Regions from separate parts of the Homo sapiens genome. Here region 1 is linked to region 2. The links are chromatin loops, found by intact Hi-C in ENCODE. Cell type or tissue: transverse colon. All regions are shown on one strand. Links, peaks and the distances in the headings refer to the core of each region. The heading gives the core; the rest is flanking DNA.

Evidence for each region. Hi-C counts contacts between places; a loop is a spot of excess contacts. Peaks named below come from ENCODE experiments on the same cell type or tissue, not always from the same donor. Only the 100,000 strongest peaks of a DNase experiment are listed, where the experiment ranks them.
Region 1: a loop joins it to region 2, with 2.1 times the contacts of the local background. A loop is called at or near these places in 42 of 110 quality-filtered maps.

Annotation. Positions count from the first base shown.
Region 1 is chr19:848,508-853,523 of GRCh38, reverse strand. It overlaps ELANE (elastase, neutrophil expressed), which reads right to left and starts at 1,221. Exons shown (of 5, transcript NM_001972.4): 1 at 1,129-1,221; 2 at 492-648; 3 at 121-262. The coding sequence starts at 1,195. RefSeq lists an enhancer at 1,987-2,699. In transverse colon, for the core only: no CTCF peak of the experiment used is centred there; a DNase peak (open chromatin) is centred at 2,793; H3K27ac peaks cover 1,587 bases; H3K27me3 peaks cover 4,794 bases.
Region 2 is chr19:763,467-780,039 of GRCh38, reverse strand. It overlaps MISP (mitotic spindle positioning), which reads right to left. Exons shown (of 5, transcript NM_173481.4): 5 at 15,722-16,539. The coding sequence ends at 16,450. Among named protein-coding and RNA genes, the nearest start is that of LINC01836, 11 kb to the left of the region's middle. RefSeq lists a silencer at 737-1,031 and an enhancer at 603-1,317. In transverse colon, for the core only: CTCF peaks have their summits at 8,631, 9,414 and 9,613 (motif pointing left); a DNase peak (open chromatin) is centred at 9,559; H3K27me3 peaks cover 340 bases.

The DNA of each region.
Region 1 (5,016 bases), core at 1-5,000, 80 kb before region 2:
CAGCCCACGATGCCACCCCAGGTCCCCACGAGCGGCCCCGACGCGCCCCTCCGTCGCAGCCTCCACCCTCCCCAGGCCTCTGGCCTCCGCCCCTGCGCCCCCCGCCCCGCCCGGCGGCACCTGGAGAATCACGATGTCGTTGAGCAAGTTTACGGGGTCGTAGCCGTTTTCGAAGATGCGCTGCACGGCGAACACCTGCCGGGTGGGCTCCCGCCGCGAGAGGTTATGGGCTCCCAGGACCACCCGCACCGCGCGGACGTTTCTGCCGGGGAGGGAGAGGCGGGGCTCAGGGGCGGCCCCGGGGGTCGGGGCTCAGCCGCGCCTTGTCGTCCCCATCCGGCGACGGGCCTGAGGGCGAAGGTGCTCGAGGGGCCCCGCGGGCCCTGGACGGACCCCCCCCCGCCAGCAGCCCCGGCCCCGGCCTCCCCCCACCCACCTCACAGACCGGGACGCGGGGTCCGAGCCGGGCGCGCACACTCCCGGCTACTCACACATTCGCCACGCAGTGCGCGGCCGACATGACGAAGTTGGGCGCAATCAGGGTGGCGCCGCAGAAGTGGCCTCCGCGCAGCTGCAGGGACACCATGAAGGGCCACGCGTGGGGCCGCGCTCGCCGGCCCCCCACAATCTCCGAGGCCAGCGCGGTGCCTGGGGACACACCGGGTGCGGGTGCTGAGTGCCTGCCAAGGAGCCTGTCCCCTCCCGGCCACGGGGCCTCTGGATCCCCCACCAGGAACCCACGGGATCCCCCACCGGGAACCCACGGGATCCCCCACCGGGAACCCACGGGATCGGGGCCGTTCGCACCCCTGTTGTTCAGATGAGGAAACTGAGGCACGGAGAGGCAAAGGGACCTCCCCACGGTGCCCCTCCAAGGCACAGACAGACCTGGACTTGAACCCAGAGGGCGACCTGCGACCCCCCCCCCCTCCCCGGTTTTCAAACCCCAACTCTGGGCTCCTGGTGGTGGCTTCACCGCTCAGAACCTCAGTCTCTTCTGGTCTCCTTGTCCCAGCTGGCACCTCCCCTGTGAGGATGAGGGACCCACACTGGTGGGGCCCTCTATGGAGAGGTGGGAACAGAACCCGGGACAGAGGGAGCAGCGGGAGGTTGGACTCAAAAACTCACCCCCCAGCAGCAAGGCCGGCAGGACACAGGCGAGGAAAAGACACGCGAGTCGGCGGCCGAGGGTCATGGTGGGGCTGGGGCTCCGGGGTCTCTGCCCCTCCGTGCCCGCCCGGCTCCTCTTATAGCCCTGTGCTGGGAGGCCGTTGCATTGCCCCACGGCCGGCCAGCGCCCTCCACTTCCTCTCCCCTGGCACAGGGCGTTGATGAAAAGGGGGAGAAGGGGGACAAGACGCTGGATTGGCTCGGGTGGGGCCTCCAGACAAAATTCAGGATGCACAATCGCATTCAAATGTCAGATAATCAATGTGGGTTTTTTAATTTATTTTTTTGGAGACAGAGTCTTGCTCTATCGCCCAGGCTGGAGTGCGGTGGCGTGATCCCGGCTCACGGCAACCTCCGCCTCCCAGGTTCAAGTGATTCTCCTGCCTCAGCCTCCTGAATAGCTGAGATTACAGGCACCTGCCACCACTCCCGGCTAATTTTTGTATTTGTAGTAGAGACAGTGTTTCGCCCTGTCGGCCAGGCTGGTCTTGAACATCTGACCTCGGGTGATCCGCCTGCCTCAGCCTCCCAGAGTGCTGGGATCACAGGCGTGAGCCACTGCGCCTGGCTAATTTTTTGTATTTTTAGTAGAGACGGGGTTTCACCGTGTTGGCCGGGCTGGTCTCGACGTTTTTTTTTTAATCTAAGTCTCTTCCAAATGAGGCCCAGGATATACTTACCCGAAATTCAGATTTAACCGAGCGTTGCTGTGTTTTTGCCAAACCTGCCAAACCTAGACCTGAGGGACTTGATGGGGGTGGCCTCGCCTGCCTCAGTTTACCCAGGGCCCCGTGATACCGGCCACATGCAGCTGTGTCGCCTGCCTCTGTTTATCCAGGGCCCCGTGATACCGGCCACATGCAGCTGTGTCACCTGCCTCAGTTTACCCAGGGCCCTGTGATACGGCCACATGCAGCTGTGTCGCCTGCCTCAGTTTACCCAGGGCCCTGTGATACCGGCCACATGCAGCTGTGTCGCCTGCCTCAGTTTACCCAGGGCCCTGTGATACCGGCCACATGCAGCTGTGTCGCCTGCCTCAGTTTACCCAGGGCCCTGTGATACCGGCCACATGCAGCTGTGTCGGGCACTCACTGCGCAATAGGCACTTCTCTGGTCCTTCCCAGGGTTCCTGTTTGGGAACTGAGGCACGTCAAGGGCCTCCCCCAGGAGCTGCGAGTGTAACCCAGGCCTCTGGGACCCGCAGCTGGACGGAGATCTGGGGCCGGCTCACTCCAGCCGCTCCCTGAACCTCAGGGCTCATTCTTGGGGGCCAGGCCTTCCATCCTCTCCTCGTCTGTTGCCTCCAACGGGGAACTCACTTTCACCCAGGCTCACGGTCAGTCCCTGGACACCAGCTGGGGCTCTGACAATCTCTCCCGCCCTTCTGCCTTGGTGAGCTTCCCTGAAGCCCTCCCCGCCTGAGGCAGGGGCTGGGCGGGCATCTGGCAGGGCTGCTGGAGAGAGAATTCCTGTCCAGGCCGGGAGGCTGGAGTGAGGACCAAGCCTGAGGGCTTCCGCCTGGAGGAACTGGCAGGGGAGCTGGAGTCCCAGCTGCGGGAAAGGGATTCCCAGGACCCAGCCCCGGGCTCCGGGCCCCGTTCCTCTTCCCATCTCCCCCACGATGTTCCAGCTGCAACGGCCGGGCCAAGGCTGTCGCAAGAACCAACGTCCTCCTGGCTCCAGGACAAGGGGAGGGGAAGGGAACCAACGGGCCTGTCTCCAGGAATAGGCGGGGCGAGGGCACCCGGGGACACGCAGAGCCTGGGCCAGGCTGGAGTCCTGACGTGACCACAGGCAAGTGGACCCCCATGGCTCTCGGGTTAGGGAGACAATGGCCCTGCCCTCCCAGAGCCTGGCACACAGCAGGCGCTCAGTCCATGTCTGCCCTGTCCTCAGCTTAATCAGACACACACTACCCTGCCTTCTCCCCTCCCCTTTTGGCAGGGTTCCCACCTTGCTGCCTTAACATCACCACAGTGCACTTAGTAAGCGCCTACTGTCTACACAGCCCTGTTTCAAGTCGGGGGTGGGGGGATTTCAGGGGTGGGGGACGCCGTATCTTTGGAAGGGGCTTGGCCTCCAGCACGGAGATCAGACTTGGCGTCAGCTGCATTTATTGAGCACCAGCTGTATACTACATTCTCACGTGCAGTCATTATTAAGTGTGCCGACGCTGGGTTCATATCCTGGTTCTGGTGTGGCCATTTGGCCACTGTGTAACTTCAGGCCCCTGAAATAAACTCTCCGTGACTCAGTTTCCTCCTCTGTAAAATTATAATCGTAGGATCCATCACATAAACCTGTCAAGAGGATGAAATAAATTCACGTTCATAAAGTTCTTAGCTAAGAAAGTGTTGTCTGGCCGGGCGCGGTGGCTCAGGCCTGTAATCCCAACACTTTGGGAGGCTGAGGCGGGTGTATCACCTGAGGTTGGGAATTCCAGCCTGACCAACATGGACAAACCCCGTCTCTACCAAAAATACAAAATTAGCCTGGCGTGGTGGTACCTGCCTGTAATCCCGGCTACTCGGGAGACTGAGGCAGGAGAATTGCTTGAACCTAGGAGGCGGAGGTTGCAGTGAGCCGAGATCATGCCACTGCACTCCAGCCTGGGCGACAGAGCGAGACTCCGTCTCAAAAAAAAAAAAAAAAAAAAAAAAAAAAAGAAAGTGTTGCTTTGAGAGCTGGTTCACCATTAACTGTGGCAGGGAAGGTAGGGGTGTTATGGTCACAGCGGGTGTAGACTCCGAGGGGGACGTGGGGTCTTCTGGGAGGCCAGGAGATTGCTAAGATTACAGTGACCTGGAGGTGTTCATATGTAAAGAGTCACTGAGGACCCACCTGGGCAACACAGCCAGACCCCGTCTCTACAAAAACTAAGAAAATAGCTGGGTGTGGTGGCACCTGTAGTCCCAGCTACTCGGGAGGCTGAGGTGGGAGGATCACTTGAGCCCAGGAGGTTGAGGCTGCGGTAAGCCAAGATTGCACCACTGCACTACAGACTGGGCGACAGAGTGAGACCCTGTCTCAAAAATAAATAAGTAGGCCAGCTGTAAATAAGTAAGTAGGCTCACGCCTGTAAACCCAGCACTTTGGGAAGCTGAGGCGGGTGGACCACCTGAGGTCAGGAGTTCGAGACCAGCCTGGACAACGTGGTGAAACCCTGTCTGTACTAAAAATATAAAAATTAACTGGGCGTGGTGGTCTGTGCCTGTAGTCCCAGCTACTCCGGAGGCTGAGGCAGGAGAATCGCTTCAACCCGGGTGGCGGAGCTTGCAGTGAGCCGAGATCACACCACTGCACTCCAGCCTGGGTGACAGAGCGAGACTCTGTCTCAAAAAAATATTAAAAAGAAAAAAAAAACACCAGCAATGAGCTTCATTTCTTCTCTACACGTGTCCTGGAGCAGGTCGTCCCCTCTCTGTGGCTAATGCCTCCTTCTAGTGGCCACTTGCCCGTCTTTGAGCTGGACTGTGAGTCCCACCTCTTCCCCGCCTCGGACCTCCCCTCTGGCCACCCCCCCACCCAGTTCATTGCTCATGCTTCTACCAGGGAACTCCTGCCCTGCCTACCCCTCCTACGAGAAATAGCGCTCCAACCCCATTACCCCTCCCCTGCACCCACATCCCTCCCCTGCCTGCCCTCCTCCCCGTCCCCTGGCCTCTAGCCCTCAGGTCTCTGCCTGGACTGTGCCCCCTGCCTGGCAGCCCTTCGGATGTTTCTGTTCACACCTTGATATGCAGCTCTGGCACTGCCACCTCCTCCAGGAAGCCCCCCAGGCTGCTTCCCCATCCCCATCCCCTTCCTCAAGGAGTCCCTGAGCCAGCAGGGACAGTTCTAGGAAAC
Region 2 (16,573 bases), core at 6,782-11,781:
CTTTTCTTTTCTTTTTTTTTTTTCTGAGATGGAGTCTCGCTCTGTCGCCCAGGCTAGAATCCAGTGGCGCGATCTCGGCTCACTGCAAGCTGCGCCTCCTGGGTTCACACCATTCTCCTGCCTCAGCCTCCTGAGTAGCTGCGACTACAGGCGCCCGCCACCACACCCGGCTAATTTTTGTATTTTTAGTAGGGACGGGGTTTTGCCATGTTAGCCAGGATGGTCTCGATCTCCTGACCTCGTGATCCGCCGGCTCGGCCTCCCAAAGTGCTGGGATCACAGGCGTGAGCCACCACGCCTGGCCCTGGACATTTCATGGAAATGGGATCACACGCTGTGTGGCCTTTCGTGTCGGGCATCCGTCTGAGCCCTACATCCTCAGGGTGCATCTGCGCTGTGGCTGGCGTCAGAGCCTTGCTCTCTGCTCCTCTCCGTTTCCATCCACGCCTGGCTCCCGTGAATCGTGCCACTGTTTCCTTCCACGCCTGGCTCCTGTGGACTCCGTCCATGCCTGGCTCCCGTGAATCATGCTGCTGTTTCCTTCCACGCTTGGCTCTCGTAACTCGTGCCACTGTTTCCTTCCACGCCTGGCTCCTGTGGCTCGTGCCACTGTTTCCGTCCACCCCTGGCTCCCGTGGCTCATGCTGCTGTGAACATGTTTATTGAGAGCCGCTGTGTTCGGTTATCTGGGGTGGATTCCTCGGAGCCGCACGGTGGGGTTAGACGGCGCCGCTGTCTGGCTTTCTGAAGCACTGATCCATGTTTTCCACGGCGGCTGCCCGCTTCCCATTCCCTCCCAGCAGCCAGTGTGGCTTCTCCTCCTGTGGACTAAACCCGGGGCCCAGGATTCAAACGCCAGGGTGAGGCCTCAGCCCCGGTGCAGGGTGTGTGTTCATCATCTGAAAACCATGTGCCCAGGAGGGAATTGGGCAATTTCAGCGAGTTCAGGCAATCCTCCTGGAAGCTGCCTGAGATCCGGTGGGCTGGAAAAACTGGCCTGGATGTTTCCTGCCCCAGTTTTCTGAGTCTGGAAGTTCCTTTCCCTGAGAAGAGAAGCTCCAGGAGGTCAGTGACGGTCTATGTGTGGCCGCCTGTGGCTTTTTTTGTTTGTTTTGATTCGAACTCTCGCTCTGTTGCCCAGGCTGGAGCACAGTGGCACAATCTCGACTCACTGCAACCTCCGGCTCCTGGGTTCAAGCGCTTCTCCTGCCTCAGCCTCCCAAGTAGCTGAGATTACAGGCACAAGCCACCACGCCCAGCTAATTTTTGTGTTTTTAGCAGAGACAGGGTTTTGCCATGTTGGCCAGGATGGTCTCGAACTCTTGACCTCAGGTGATCCCAAAGTGCTGGGATTACAGGCGTGAGCCACCACTCCCAGCCTCTATTTTATTATTTAAAAAAAAAATTTTTTTTTGGCTGGGCATGGTGGCTCACGCCTGTAATCCCGGCACTTTGAGAGGCTGAGGCAGGCAGATCACTTGAGGTCAGGAGTTTGAGACCAGCCTGGCCAACATGGCAAAACCCTATCTCTACTAAAAATACAAAAATTAGCTGGGCGTGGTGGCAGGCGCCTGTAATCCCAGATACCCTGGAGGCTGAAGCAGGAGGATCGCTTGAACCCGGGAGGTGGAGGTTGCAGTGAGCCGAGATCTCACCATTGCACTCTACCCTGGGTGACAGAGTGAGACTCCCTCTCAAAAAAAAAATTTTTTTTTGAGACAAGGTCTTGTCCTCCTGTCCAGGCTGAGGTGCAATGGTGCAGTCATAGCCCACTGCAGCCTCGACCTCCTGGGCTCAAGTGATTCTCCCACCTCAGCCTCCTGAGTGGCTGGAACCATTGGGACCACAGGTGTGCACCATCATGCCTGGCTAATTTTTGTATGTTTTTTAGAGATTGGGGTCTTGCTGTGTTGCCCAAGCTGGTCTCGATTGCCTGGCCTCAAGCAACCCTCCCACCTTGGCCTCCTGAACTGCTGGGATTACAGGCGTGAGCCACCGCCCCCGGCCTGCAGCTCTGCTATTCATAACAGCCCAGCCCTGGAAGCCACCAAAACGTCCTTCGGCAGGCGAGCAGATAAACATCGAGAATGGAATGTTATCTGGGGCTAAAAGGAGAAGGGAGGAGGTGCCCTAAATCCATAATCTTTTAAAAAATAGGCCGGGCGCGGTGGCTCACGCCTGTAATCCCAGCACTTTGGGAGGTCGAGGAGGGTGGATCACAAGGTCAGAAGATCGAGACCATCCTGGCTAACACGGTGAAACCCCGTCTCTACTAAAAATATAAAAATTAGCTGGGTGTGGTGGCGGGCGCCTGTAGTCCCAGCTACTTGGGAGGCTGAGGCAGGAGAATTGCTTGAACCCGAGAGACAGAGGTTGCAGTGAGCCGAGATCACGCCATTGCACCCAGCCTGGGCTACAAGAGCAAAACTCCATCCAAAAAAAAAAGAAAAAATATATTTATATATATATTTATATATATTTATTTATATATTTTATATACATCTATTTTATTTTTTTTTTACTTTTTTGAGACAGAGTCTCGCTCTGTTGCCCAGGCTGGAGTGCAGTGGTGCAATCTCAGCTCACTGCAAACTCTGCCTCCTGGGTTCACGCCATTCTCCTGCCTCAGCCTCCCGAGTAGCTGGGACTACAGGCACCCGCCACCACGACTGGCTAAGTTTTTGTATTTTTAGTAGAGACGGGGTTTCACCGTGTTAGCCAGGATGGTCTCGAACTCCTGACCTTGTGATCCACCCGCCTCAGCCTCCCAAAGTGCTGGGATTACAGGTGTGAGCCACCGCGCCCGGCTGAATTTTTCTTTTTTTTTTTTTTTTTAAAGACGGAGTCTTGCTCGCTCTGACTCCCAGGCTGAGTGCAGCAGCACAATCTTGGCTCACTGCAACCTCCACCCTTCTGGCTAGAGCAATTCTCCTGCTTCAGCCTCCCGAGTAGCTGGGATTACAGGCACCTGCCACCATGCCCGGCTAACTTTTGTATTTTTAGTAGAGATGGGGTTTGACCATGTTGGCCAGGCTGGTCTCGATCTCCTGACCTCGTGATCCACCCGCCTCGGCCTCCCAAAGTGCTGGGATCACAGGCATGAAGCACTGCGCCCGGCCTGTCTTCTCCTTTTGTTCGTTATGAATCATGCCGCCTCGAACACGCGTATGGACCTGTGTTTTCCTTTCTCTGGGTAGAGACCACGGCGTGGAATGGTTTGGTCACAGAGGAACCCCCAGGCTGTTTCCGCAGCCTGACTGGTAGCTCTGACGTCCCAGCCAGGCTGTCCGGGGCCCAGGGAGAACGAGGTGGAAACTTGCAGATGCTCCCTGGGTGGAATCATTGATCCGGACGATGACTTATTCATGACAGCAGCTTGGTGGGGCCAGAAATTTCCATGGATTCCTGTTATAAATAGGGCTGGTGTGAGCACCTGGCTGCAGGGCCGGGCGGGAGGTTTGTCCTGTGATTGCTGGAGCCCGGGAGTTGGAAGCTGCGGTGAGCTATGATCACGCCACTGCACTCCAGCCTGGGCGGCAGAGGCAGATCTCATCTCTATTTTAATTAATTAATTTATTTTATTTTATTTTATTTTTATTTATTTATTTATTTATTTATTTATTTTGAGACGGAGTCTCGCTGTGTCCCCCAGGCTGCAGGGCAGTGGCGCGATCTCGGCTCACTGCAAGCTCCGCCTCCCGGGTTCACACCATTCTCCTGCCTCAGCCTCCCGAGTAGCTGGGACTACAGGCGCCCGCCACCACGCCTGGCTAATTTTTTGTATTTTTAGTAGAGACGGGGTTTCACCATGTTAGCCAGGATGGTCTCGATCTCCTGACCTCGTGATCCACCTGCCTCAGCCTCCCAAAGTGCCGGGATTACAGGTGTGAGCCACCGTGCCCGGCCCTATTTATTTTAATATTTATTTATTTATTTATTTTGAGGCAGAGTCTCACTCTGTCACCCAGGCTGGAGTGCAGTGGTGTGATCTCGGGCTCACTGCAACCTTAGCCTCCCGGGTTCAAGAGATTCTCCAGCCTCAGCCTCCCGAGTAGCTGGGACTACAGGTGCCCGCAACCACGCCTGGCTAATTTTTGTATTTTTAGTAGAGACGGGGGTTTCACCATGTTAGCCAGGATGGTCTCAATCTCCTGACCTCGTGATCCGCCCACCTCGGCCTCCCAAAGTGCTGGGATGACAGGCGTGAGCCACCGCGCCTGGCCTCAGCGTATTTATTTATTTATTTATTTGAGAAAGTGGGTCGTTCTGTTGTCCAGGCTGGAGAGCAGTGGTGCAATCATAGCTCACTGCAGCCTCAACCTCCTGGGCTCAAACAGTCCTCCCGCCTCGGCCTCCCGAGTAGCTGGGATCACAGGCACCTGCCACCACGCCGGGCTAATTTTTGGGTTTTTCATTACAGGGTTTTGCTATGTTTCCCAGGCTGATCTTGAACTCCTTACCTCAGGCGATCTTCCCACTGCGGCCTCCCAAAGTGTTGGGATTACAGGCATGAGCCACCACTTCTGGCCCCCTGTTTTCCATTATTTTGAGACCCCCCCAAATATTTAATGCCCAGATAAGTGGTGACCCGCCCCCCCCCGTGGACACACACTGCTGGCTGCCCTTCCAGCACTCACTGACCCCAGGGAAGGCTTGGGAGGCCCCAGAAGTGGATCCCGGGGAGGGGACTTGGGCAGCCCCCAGCTCAGGCCACCAGCATGGTCTGGGGGAGTGTCTGTAGGGGTACAGTCCTCACTCTGGACTGCTCCGCCACATGCATGAGTCACCTGTCCAGGCAGCACCCAGAGTGGACAAAACATAAACCATGGCCTCCCCATCTCCAGCACCATCTGTCTGGCTTAGCAGGAAACAGGGTTTGCAACCTCAAATTGAGGGTTCCAGGCCAAACCCTCAGATTTGCTCAGAAATATCCTAACATGGGCCGGGCGCGGTGGCTCACGCCTGTAATCCCAGCACTTTAGGGGACCAAGGCGGGCGGATCATGAGGTCAGGAGATCAAGACCATCCTGGGTAACACGGTGAAACCCCGTCTCTACTAAAAATACAAAAAATTAGCTGGGCGTGGTGGTGGGCACCTGTAATTCCAGCTACTTGGGAGGCTGAGGCAGGAGATGGCATGAACCTGGGAGGCGGAGCTTGTAGTGAGCCGAGATGGCTCCGCTGCACTCCAGCCTGGGTGACAGAGCGAGACTCTCAAAAAAAAAAAAAAAGAAAAGAAAAGAAAAGAAAAAAAGAAATATCCTAACATGGCCAGGCACAGTGGCTCATGCCTGTAATCCCAGAACTTTGGGATGCCAAGGCAGGCGGATCTCGAAGTTAGGAGTTCAAGACCAGCCTGGCCAACATGGTGAAACCTGGTCTCTACTAAACATACACAAAATTAGCTGGGCGTGGTGGCACCCACCTGTAATCCCAGCTACTCAGGAGGCCGAGGCAGAAGAGACGCTTGAGCCTGGGAGAGATTGTCCCACTGCATTCTAACCTGGGTGATAGAGTGAGACTCCATCTAAAAAAAAAAAAATTGCATTTTATTTTGAACAAATGAGTTTGTCCAAAGACACCATTAAGAGACTCAAAAGGGGCCAGGCACTGTGGCTCATGCCTGTAATCCCAGCACTTTGGGAGGCCGAGGCGGGTGGATCATGAGGTCAGGAGTTCAAGACCAGCCTGGCCAACATGGTGAAACCCCGTATCTACTAAAAATACAAAAATTAGCCGGGTGTGGTGGCAGGCGCCTCAGAAAAAAAAAAAAAAAAAAAAAAAAAGAAGAAGACTCAAAAGGAAAGTGCCAGACTGGGAGAAGGTACTAGCTAGCAGTGCATAATGTAATCAAGGACTCAGGTCCAGAATATATAAAGAACTCCCACAAATCAACAGGAAAATAAACAAACCAATTTGTTTTTGTTTTTTTTTTTTTTTTTGAGATGGAGTCTCGCTCTGTCACCCAGGCTGGAGTGCAGTGGCAGGATCTCGGCTCACTGCAACCTCTGCCTCCCAGGTTCAAGCGATTCCCCTGCCTCAGCCTCCTGAGTAGCTGGGATTACAGGCGCCCGTCACCATGCCCAGCTAATTTTTTGTATTTTAGTAGAGACGAGGTTTCACCATGTTGGTCAGGATGGTCTCAATCTCCTGACCTTGTGATCCGCCTGCCTTGGCCTCCCAAAGTGTTGGGATTACAGGCATGAGCCACTGCGCCCTTATTTTTTATTTTGTTTTGAGATGGAGTTTTGCTCTTATTGCTGAGGCTGGAGTGAAGTGGTACAATCTTGGCTCACTGCAACCTCCGCCTCCCGGGTTCAAGCGATTCTCCTGCCTCAGCCTCCCGAGTAGCTGGGACTACAGGCATGTGCCATGGCACCCGGCCCTAATTTTTGTATTTTTAGTAGAGACAAGGTTTCACCATGTTGGCCAGGCTGGTCTCAAACTGCTCACCTCAGGTGATCTGCCTGCCTTGGCCTCCCAAAGTGCTGGGATTACAGGCCTGAGCCACCTGTGAATTTATTGAGGGTGTTGGGAAATACCAGCCACAGAGGAGGATGCCTTGGTCACCTACTCAGGCCAGGATCACCCACCCCCTCTCCGGTGAGAGGCTGAGCACAGAGAGGTGGAGAAACTCACCCATAGCACCGAGGCCATCAGGGGACAGCCTGAGCTCTAACCTGCATCCAGGGGCCCTGGAGCTGGTCTCTCCCTGGCAGATCCCCAGAGCCGGCGCTATGCTTTAGGAGCCAGGAGCCAGTCCTCAAGCTCTTCAGGACTGTCCGGCCCCCAGCTGGCCATGCCTCGCTGCTCCTCACGGGCTGCCGGGCAGGAAACCAGAGCTCTGTTCTCGGATAGGGCAGGAGGCTGAGGCCAGGTGGGTGGGGCACCCAGCCCCTCACTCCCAGGCAGCCCCCTTCTCCATCCCTCTATCCCGCCAGCATTTGCTCCACACCTGCCCCGTGCGGGACTGGGGCTGGGCACAGCCTCTGGTGGCCTCATTTGGCTTGGGGTTGGTGTCCTGGGGACCCTGACTGGGGGGCCCTCCTGCTTGCCTGCACAGCCGGAAGTCTGAATCTAGGCCCCACGGGCCCCTTCTCTGGTTGAGACTCCATCAGCTGCGCAATCCAGTTTCCTCAGGCGGCTCCCTCTGGGCCTCAGTTTGCTGGTCTGTGAAATGGGAATAATAAACATTTTTTGCTGGGTGCAGTGACTCACACCTGTAATCCCAGCACTTTGGGAGGGTGAGGCGGGCAGATCACCTGCAGTCAGGAGTTCGAGACCACCCTGGCCAACATGGCGAAACTCTGTCTCTACTAAAAATACAAAATTAGCCGGGTGTGGTGGCATGTGCCTGTAATCCCAGCTACTCAGGAGGCTGAAGCAGGAGAATTGCTTGAACCCAGGAGGTGGAGGTTGCAGTGAGCCGAGATCTCACCACTGCACTCTAGCCTGTGCGACAGAGCAAGACTCCATTTCAAAAAAAAAAAAAAAATGAGCCCATGATTTTGTTCTCTCCCCTGGTCACCCTAAGTAGAGATGGAGTCTCTCTACGTTGGCCAGGCTAGTCTCCAACTCCTGAGCTCAAGTGAGCCTCCTGCCTCAGCCTCCAGAAGTGCTAGGATCACAGGCATGAGCCACTGAGCCCTGCCCAGCTATTTATTCTGCCATATTTACTGAGCAACAGCTGTGTGATGAGGGGAGCGTTCACCAAAGCCTTGAAAGAAGTGAAGAAATGAACCCAGTGGGTACCTAGGGAAGGGAAACCAGGCAGAGGACATGGCCGTGCAAAGGCCCTGGGGCCGGACCTCACCTGGGGAGGCAAAGGCCCTGGGGCAGGACCCCGCCTGGCAAGTTGGAGGAACAGGGAGGAGGCCCGTGTGGCTGGAGCAGAGGAAGGGGGGAGACAGGGAGGAGGGAGAGTAGAGAGGGGACTGGGCAGAGGAGGGGGAGACAGGGAGGAGGGAGAGGAGAGAGGGGACTGGGCAGAGGGGGAGACAGGGAAGAGGGAGAGGAGAGAGGGGACTGGGCAGAGGAGGAGGGGGAGACAGGGAGGAGGGAGGGGGAGACAGGGAGGAAGGAGAGGAGAGGGGACTGGGCAGAGGAGGAGGGAGAGACAGGGAGGAGGGAGAGGAGAGAGGGGACTGGGCAGAGGAGGAGGGGGAGACAGGGAGGAGGGAGGGGGAGACAGGGAGGAAGGAGAGGAGAGGGGACTGGGCAGAGGAGGAGGGGGAGACAGGGAGGAGGGAGAGGAGAGAGGGGACTGGGTAGAGGAGGAGGGGGAGAAAGGGAGGAGGGAGAGGAGAGAGGGGACTGGGTAGAGGAGGAGGGGGAGATAGGGAGGAGGGAGAGGAGAGAGGGGACTGGGTAGAGGAGGAGGGGGAGATAGGGAGGGAGGAGGGAGAGGAGAGAGGGAGGAGGGAGAGGAGAGAGGGGACTGGGCAGAGGAGGAGGGGGAGACAGGGAGGAGGGAGAGTAGACAGAGGAGGGAGAGGAGAGAGGGGACTGGGCAGAGCCTTGTGGGCTGCACGGAGGACTTGGGCTTCTACCCAGAGGGAAATGGGAGCCATGGAGGGCTGTGGGCAGAGCAGGGACACCCCCAGTCAGCCTCACAGGCGCCCTCTGGCTGCTGTGGAAGAGCCACCGCACTCGGCCACTTCCGGCTAATTTTATTTATTTATTTTTATTTTTATTTTTGAGACGGAGTCTCACTCTGTCGCCCAGGCTGGAGTGCAGTGGCTCGATCTCGGCTCACTGCAAGCTCCGCCTCCTCCCAGGTTCAAGTGATTCTCCTGCCTCAGCCTCCTGAGTAGCTGGGACTACAGGTGCCCCCCACCACACCCGGCTAATTTTTTTGTATTTTTAGTAGAGACAGGGTTTCACCTTGTTAGCCAGGATGGTCTCAATCTCCTGACCTCGTGATCCGAGGGCCTCGGCCTCCCAAAGTGCTGGGATTACAGGTGTGAGCCACCGCGCCCGGCCCTGCGGGCTCTGTTTTCAACCTCTAAATAGTTGGTCAGGGCTGGGCTCGATGGCTCACACCAGTAATCCCAGCACTTTGTGGGGATGAGGCAGGAGGATCACTTGAGGAGTTCAAGACCAGCTTGGGAAACATGGTGAGAACCCCATCTCTACAAATAATTTTTTTTTAGATGGAGTCTCACTCTGTCATCTCTACAAATAATTTTTTTTTTTAGATGGAGTCTTCCTCTGTCACCCAGGCTGGAGTGCAATGGCTCAATCTCAGCTCACTGCAACCTCCACCTCCCAGGTTCAAGCAATTCTCCTGCCTCAGCTTCCTGAGTAGCTGGGATTACAGGTGAACGCCATCACACCCGGCTATTTTTTTTTTTTTTTTTAAGTAGAGACGGGGTTTTGCCACGTTGGCCAGGCTGGTCTTGAACTCCTGACCTCAAGTGATCCACCCGTCTTGGCCTCCCGAAGTGCTGGGATTACAGGCGTGAGCCACCGCGCCCGGCCCTGTCCAGGCTTTCAAGGAGCACTAAGCAAACACCATCCGGTTACGGGAATGAGAAGGTGAGAGTGGCGGCAGGTGCGTTTTCTCCCTGGCGGGGCGAGGGCCGCGGCTGCATCCTTGGTGTTTGCCGCCCTCTGGTGGCAGCGTGCATCGGCTCCTCTCCGGCTCACACCAGAAAGTCACATGGAAGTCATTGTCTGGTGACAATTCGTTAATTTACTTGGTCAGAACCAACATTCATTCTTTTTTTTTTTTTTTTTTTTTTTTGAGACGGAGTCTCGCTCTGTCGCCCAGGCTGGAGTGCAGTGGCGCGATCTCGGCTCACTGCAAGCTCCACCTCCTGGGTTCACCCCACTCTCCTGCGTCAGCCTCCCGAGTAGCTGGGATTACAGGCGCCCACCACCACGCCCGGCTAATTGTTTGTATTTTTAGTAGAGACGGAGTTTCACCATGTTAGCCAGGATGGTCTTGATCTCCTGACCTCGTGATCCGCCCGCCTCGGCCTCCCAGAGTGCTGGGATTACAGGCGTGAGCCACCGCACCTGGCCTCAACATTCATTCTTATTCCTCACTGATTTTCACCAGGTGCCCGGTGACCCTCATGACGTCCCCCAGGGCAGGGATGTCAATGTGGCGACTTCACTTACAGATAAGGACACTGAGGCTGGGAGAGGGGTAGGCCTTGCCCAGGGTCCCTCAGGGGCATGTGGCAGAGCTGGGAATCTGTCCTGGGCTTGGAGCCTGAGCTCCCAACACCGAAGGAACCTGAGGATGCTGTGTGGCACCTGGAACCAGCTGAGCCTGAAGCTGGCCCTACATTGATGTTTCAGTTACGGGAACCCATAAAGCCTAGTTTTGCCAAAGTCAGTCTGAGTTATGTTTGCTTGTGTCCTCTCCTAAATCTCTTTATTTTATTTATTTATTTATTTATTTATTTTTGAGACGAAGTCTTGCTCTGTTGCCCAGGCCGGAGTGTAGTGGCGCGATCTCAGCTCACTGCAACCTCCATCTCCCGGGTTTAAGTGATTCTCGTGTCTCAGCCTCCTGAGTAGCTGGGACTAGGCACGCGCTACCACGCCTGGCTAATTTTTTTTATTTTTATTTATTTTTTATTTATTTATTTTTATTTTTTGAGATGGAGTCTCGCTCTTGTTGCCCAGCCTGGAGTGCAATGGTGCGATCTCGGCTTACCACGATCTTTGCCTCCTGGGTTCAAGTGATTCTCCTGCCTCAGCCTCCCGAGTAGCTGGGATTACAGACACCTGCCACCACGCCCAGCTAATTTTTTGTATTTCCTAGAGACAGGGTTTCACCATGTTGGTCACGCTGGTCTCAAACTCCTGACCTCAGGTGATCCACCTCCTGCCTCAGCTTCCCAAAATGCCAGGATTACAGGCATGAGCTACCATGCCTGGCCCCTGCAGGGTTAATTAAAATGGAGTTGAGGCCAGGTGCAGTGTCTCACGCCTGTAACCCCAGCACTTTGGGAGGCTGAGGCGGGTGGATCATCTGAGGTCTGGAGTTCCAGACCATCCTGCCCAACATGGAGAAACCCCGTCTCTACTAAAAATACAAAAATTAGCCAGGCGTGGTGGTGGGTGCCTGTAATCCCAGTTACTCCGGGGGTTGAGGCAGGAGAATCGCTTGAACCCAGGAGGCAGAGGTTGTGGTGAGCTGAGATTGCGCCGCTGCACTCCAGCCTGGGCAACAGCGTGAGACTCTGTCTCAAAAAACCAAACAAACAAAAAAGAGAATTCTCCTCCTTTCCCTGGCATATCATGATACACTGAGCCAGGAGGAAACCAGGAAAGAATATGAACTCCCTCCTGCTAGCAGCGAGCGCCAGCGGACAGTTTTGCCCGCCCCAAAGGCCTCTGTGATTGCTGTGATGTCCGCAGACCTTCCAGACACGCTCTCCCGCCCCTGGAAATTTCACTAGGAATTCGTCTAAACCTCTCACAGAGTAACTTCTGGAATGTGTCTGCTCAGCAGGCAGAATTCTGTCTGATTTTCCAAGGGGCTGACTCATTACAGGAATTAAACTAAATCTTTTTTTTTGAGCACAGTCTTGCTCTGTCGCCCAGGCTGGAGTGCCGTGGCGCGATCTTGGCTCACTGCAACCTCCGCCTCTCGGGTTCAAGCGATTCTCCTGCCTCAGCCTCCCGAGTAATTGGGATTACAGGTGCGCACCACTGCGCCCGGCTAATTTTTGTATTTTTAGTAGAGACAGGGTTTCACCACATTGGCCAGGCTGGTCTCGATCTCCTGACCTTGTGATCCGCCCGCCTCGGCCTCCCAAAATGGTGGGATTACAGGTGTGAGTGACTGTGCCCGGCAAACTAAATCTTAAAAAAACAGGACAGAATAGGCCGGGCGAGGTGGCTCACGCCTGTAATCCCAGCACTTTGGGAGGCTGAGGCAAGTGGATCACCTGGAGTCAGGAGTTCGAGACCAGCCTGGCCAATATGGAGAAACCCTGTCTCTACTAAAAGTACAAAATTAGCTGGGTATGGTGGGGGCGTGGGCCTGTAATCCCAGCTACTCGAGAGGCTGAGGCAGGAGAATCACTGGAATTCAGGAGGCAGAGGTTTCGGTGAGCCGAGATCACGCACTCCAGCCTGGGCAAATGGAGCGAAACTTTATCTCAAACAAACAAAAGGACAGAATAATACAAGATGAAAGTGCACATTTTCTTTTTATTTTTAAATTAATTAATTAATTCTTTAGGACGGAGCCTTGTTCTGTCGCCCAGGCCGGAGTGCAGTGGCACAATCTTGGCTCAGTGCAACCTCCACCTCCTGGGTTCAAAGGATTCTCCTGCCTCGGCCTCCCGGGTAGCTGGGATTACAGGCGCCCACCACCACACCTGACTATTTTTTGTATTTTTAGTAGAGACGGGGTTTCACCATGTTGGCCAGGCTGGTCTCAAACTCCTGACCTCAGGTGATCCGCCCGCTTCAGCCTCCCAAAGTGTTGGGATTACAGGTGTGAGCCACTGCATCTGGCTTCTCTTGGTCTTCTGCTGAGTGAGCAAGTCCCCAAGGACTTGGGGACAGATGTGAGGTGGAGCCCTGAGTGATTTGCTGAAGTGACTTCTGGGGTACAGGGGCTACACTGTTGGAGTCTGCGGTGTGTGGCAGGCTGGGTTATGTGGGGCTCAAATGTCTGAGCCTCGGTCTCTCCTCTGGACAGCAGGGTGGGGTGCCTTCAGGAGCAGGACCATCCGGGCTGTTACTGTAGCTCCTGCTGCCCCCCACCCCGCTCTTGACTGAGGGGTCTGCGGGCAGCGACACCAGATCCCACTGGCTGGGCTCACCCTTGAGCAGCAGAAGCTGCATCCTGCTTCTGAGAATTCTTTATGGCACAGGACAAAGAAAATCATGGCTGAGAGGAGAGCAGGTTTTAAGAATTTAGGATGAGGGCCGGGCGTGGTGGCTCACGCCCATAATCCCAGTAATTTGGGAGGCCGAGGCGGGCGGATCACCTGAGGTCAGGGGTTTGAGACCAGCCTGCCCAACATGGAGAAACCCCGTCTCTACTAAAAATACAAAAATTAGCCGGGCGTGGTGGCGGGCACCTGTAATCCCAGCTACTCGGGAGGCTGAGGTGGGAGAATCCCTTGAACCCGGGAGGCGGAGCTTGCAGTGAGCTGAGATGGCGTCACTGCACTCCAGCCTGGGCGACAGAGCGAGACTTCGTCTCAAAAAAAAAACAAAATACAAAAAAACAAATTTAGGATGAGACGGGGAGGGAGGAAAGCAAAAATCATGGAAAAAGAGAGAGGTCAGGAGGGACAGAAACAGGGAGATAGACGTGGAGAGAGAGGCCTGAACACCAGAAATGGACAGACAGACAGGAGAGATAAAGGGCTGGGGACCTGGTGTTGGGTCTGGAGGATAGATCGTGGCTTCCGATCCAGAGTTGGGGGTGGACATCACTTCCTGCAACGAAGCAGGCGGTTCTTCTTGAACCCAGCGCCCAGGGGCAGTGAGGGGCATTACGGGGTCAGGGGAGACCCTGCCGAGCCTCTGAGAACTGAGGCCGCTGTGGGACCATCTTGCTGGCAGGACGATGGGCAGGGTGAGGTGACCGTCCAACTGGGATGATGTGGGAATAATGCACCCCTTGGTGACGCGGTGTCTGGCAACAGGCCACAGCCAGGGCCAGGGACACTGAAGACGGGGACCCTGGCCGCACACAGAGCCTTGCCCTTTGGTCTTGGCAGGGGGCTTGTGCAGGGCACAGCCTGTGCAACAGTCCTGGCCGGCCCTGAGCAGAGGTGACTGAAGAGTCACGGAGAAGGGGGATGTCGAGATCCTCTGGTGGGCAGAACAATGGCCCCAAAGACATCCCTTTCCTAATCCCCGGGACCTGTGGCCGTGTCACCTCTCGTGGCAGAAGCACCTGCAGATGGGACTGAGTAATGGACCGTGAGACAGGAGAACATCCTGGGTGACATGGAGGCCCAGTGTCCTCATAGGGCCCTCACGAGAGGAGGCAGGAAGGTGAGCCTGAGAGAGACAGGGAGAGATTGCCTTTTTTTTTTGAGACAGAGTCTCACTCTGTCACCCAGGCTGGAGTGCAATAGCACGATCTTGGCTCACTGCAATCTCCACCTCCCCAGTTCAAGTGATTCTCCTGCCTCAGCCTCCCAAGTAGCTGGGATTACTGGCATTTGCCACCAGGCCCAGCTAATTTTTTGTATTTTTAGTAGAGACGGACTTTCACCATGTTGGTCAAGCTGGTCTCGAACTCCTGACCTCAGGTGATCTGCCCGCCTCGGCCTCCCAAAGTGTTGGGATTACAGGCGTGAGCCACTGCGCCCAACCATGTCTGCTGTTTTAAGTCATTAGGTGGGTGGTGATTTGTTATAGTAGCCAGTGGAGGCTCACACATCCTCAGAGCACAGGGACAGAGGGACAGAACATGGGGCATCGGGGGAAGATGGGGTGGCAGACAGTGGAGAAACTGATGGGACTCACCCAGGACTGTGTGTGAGGCCCTCCCTTCCCGCAGGCCCCACGTTTGGTTCTTGGGGTTGGAATAGAATTGCCCCGACATGAAAGAAGTCACCAACTATGGCCACTGAGCCTCCCTCTATGGTCACATAACCTGCCTCCTCCATCAGACTGGGGTCCCCCGAGGGCAGATGCCTCCTCCATCAGATAGGGTCTCCCTGAGGGCAGAGGCCTCCTCCGTCAGACTGTGGCCCCTCTGTGGGTAGATGCCTCCTCCGTCAGACTGGGGTCTCCCTGGGGGCAGGGGCCTCCTCCATCAGCCTGGGATCTCTGTGAAGGCAGATGCCTCCTCCATCAGACTGGGGTCTCCCTGAAGACAGGGGCTCTCCCTCCTCCCTCAGTCTCTGCTCTGCCCAGATGTAGCCCCTCAGCCCCCTTCCCCCGCCTCCCCAGGGTCCCCACAGCCCCCACTGCCCAGCTATTTCGGTTCCACATCTGCCTGCCTGGGCCCGGCGTGGCTGCGCGGTTTTCCCTGAGGCAGCGCAGCGGACACTGAGCAGCCAAGGAGGAGACACTGGCCTAGGTGTAATTAACACCCGCTGCTCCCAGCAGGGTTGGGGGAGCCTGGGGGCCGAGGCCTGCTTTGGGGGGTGTCTGAGGACACGCCCCTGCCATCAGGCACTGAATCCAACGTCAATGGTCCCCATGTGCCGAGAGCTTTACGTAAATTAACTCCTACTGCCCGGGAGCCTGGTCCTATCGTTATCCCTGTGTGTCAGAGGGAAACTGAGGCATGGGGCAGTGAGAGGACCCCCCCCCACCCAAGGCCACACAGCAGGCAGCAGAGCCAGGACTTGGGTCCAGCGCCCACGCCTCTGACCAGTAGGATCTGGCTTCCCTGGATGTGAGCCTGGTATACATGCGGAGCCGAATTAATGACCCTCCGGCCTCCTCTGAGACCAGAGTGGTGAGGGATTCAGCAAATGCTTAATAAGCACCCTGGGTACTGCGATGGACGTGGTGAGACGGGGCTGGAGGAGCCGGGCTGGTGAGGTTGGGCCCCGGGCCTGGTGTTGCTGAAGGTGCCTCTCCATGATCAATTGTCAGTCACTCAACAAGCATCAGCTAAGCACCTACTGCATGCAGATGCTGGCAACCCCCCCATGGGAACCTGACAGCCCCACAGGCTCACGGCCTAGCGGGGTGGAACCTAATGTCGCCAAGAAAATGAAACAGAGAGTGGAGGCCCAGGGGACTTTGTCCGGACCAGGCAGGGACCAAGGCAGGCAGCTCACTCCAGGTTTATTTCAGGGCAGTTTGGGGGTGGGGGACAAAGACCCCCCTCCAGCTCCTAAACTGGGTCACTTTTCTCCCAGGTGAAGGGGACCATCCTCATGGGATCCTATCGATGTGAGAGCTTTGTGTCCACCAGGTGTGGCTGGGTGCACCAAGGTGAAGGGTTTGAGGGCTGCACAGGGACCCCCAGCACTGGGAGTTTGGCCTCCTCCCTCAGACTGGATGGTTTCCCAGGGTTGGAAAGGGGCAGGTCTCCCCTCTCAGCTTGGGACTTCTCAGAGGGAGGAGCTGAGTGTCTCCTCCCTCAGACCCGCAGCCCCTCAAGGTGCTGCGATCTGTGCCACCCTCTTTGACCGGTCCCTCTGCCCTCAGACTAGCGGAAGCAAATTACACCTGAAAGTGGAGGAGCGGGTCTCTTTCTTTCTTAGACCCAGGGCATTTGGCAAAGTCTTAGAAGCAGAAAGAATCAGCAGGGGTCCCATTTCATCCCCAAAAGCTTTAGACCCCAAAGGCAGAAACATTTCTAAAGGAAGATAGAAACGGAAACGAAAAACCCAACAGTCCCAAATGTGCCCATGGTGGGATTGTTGGCAGATGAGCTGTGGTTCTTGGATCCTGGACCTAGGACCCATTTCCTAGGGTGGGGGCTTGGCGATGGTCTTGGCAGTTCCCACGAGGGTCAGGGCAGGGCAGGGGGTGGGCGCCCCATCCCGAGGCTCAGTCATCCTCCTCACTGGCGTAGATGCGGGATTCCCAGCGCTCTGCCATGGCGTTCTTGTGACGGGTCACCCGTATGGCTTCCAGGACCTGCAAAAAGGAGGCATGAATTCCCCCGATCCAG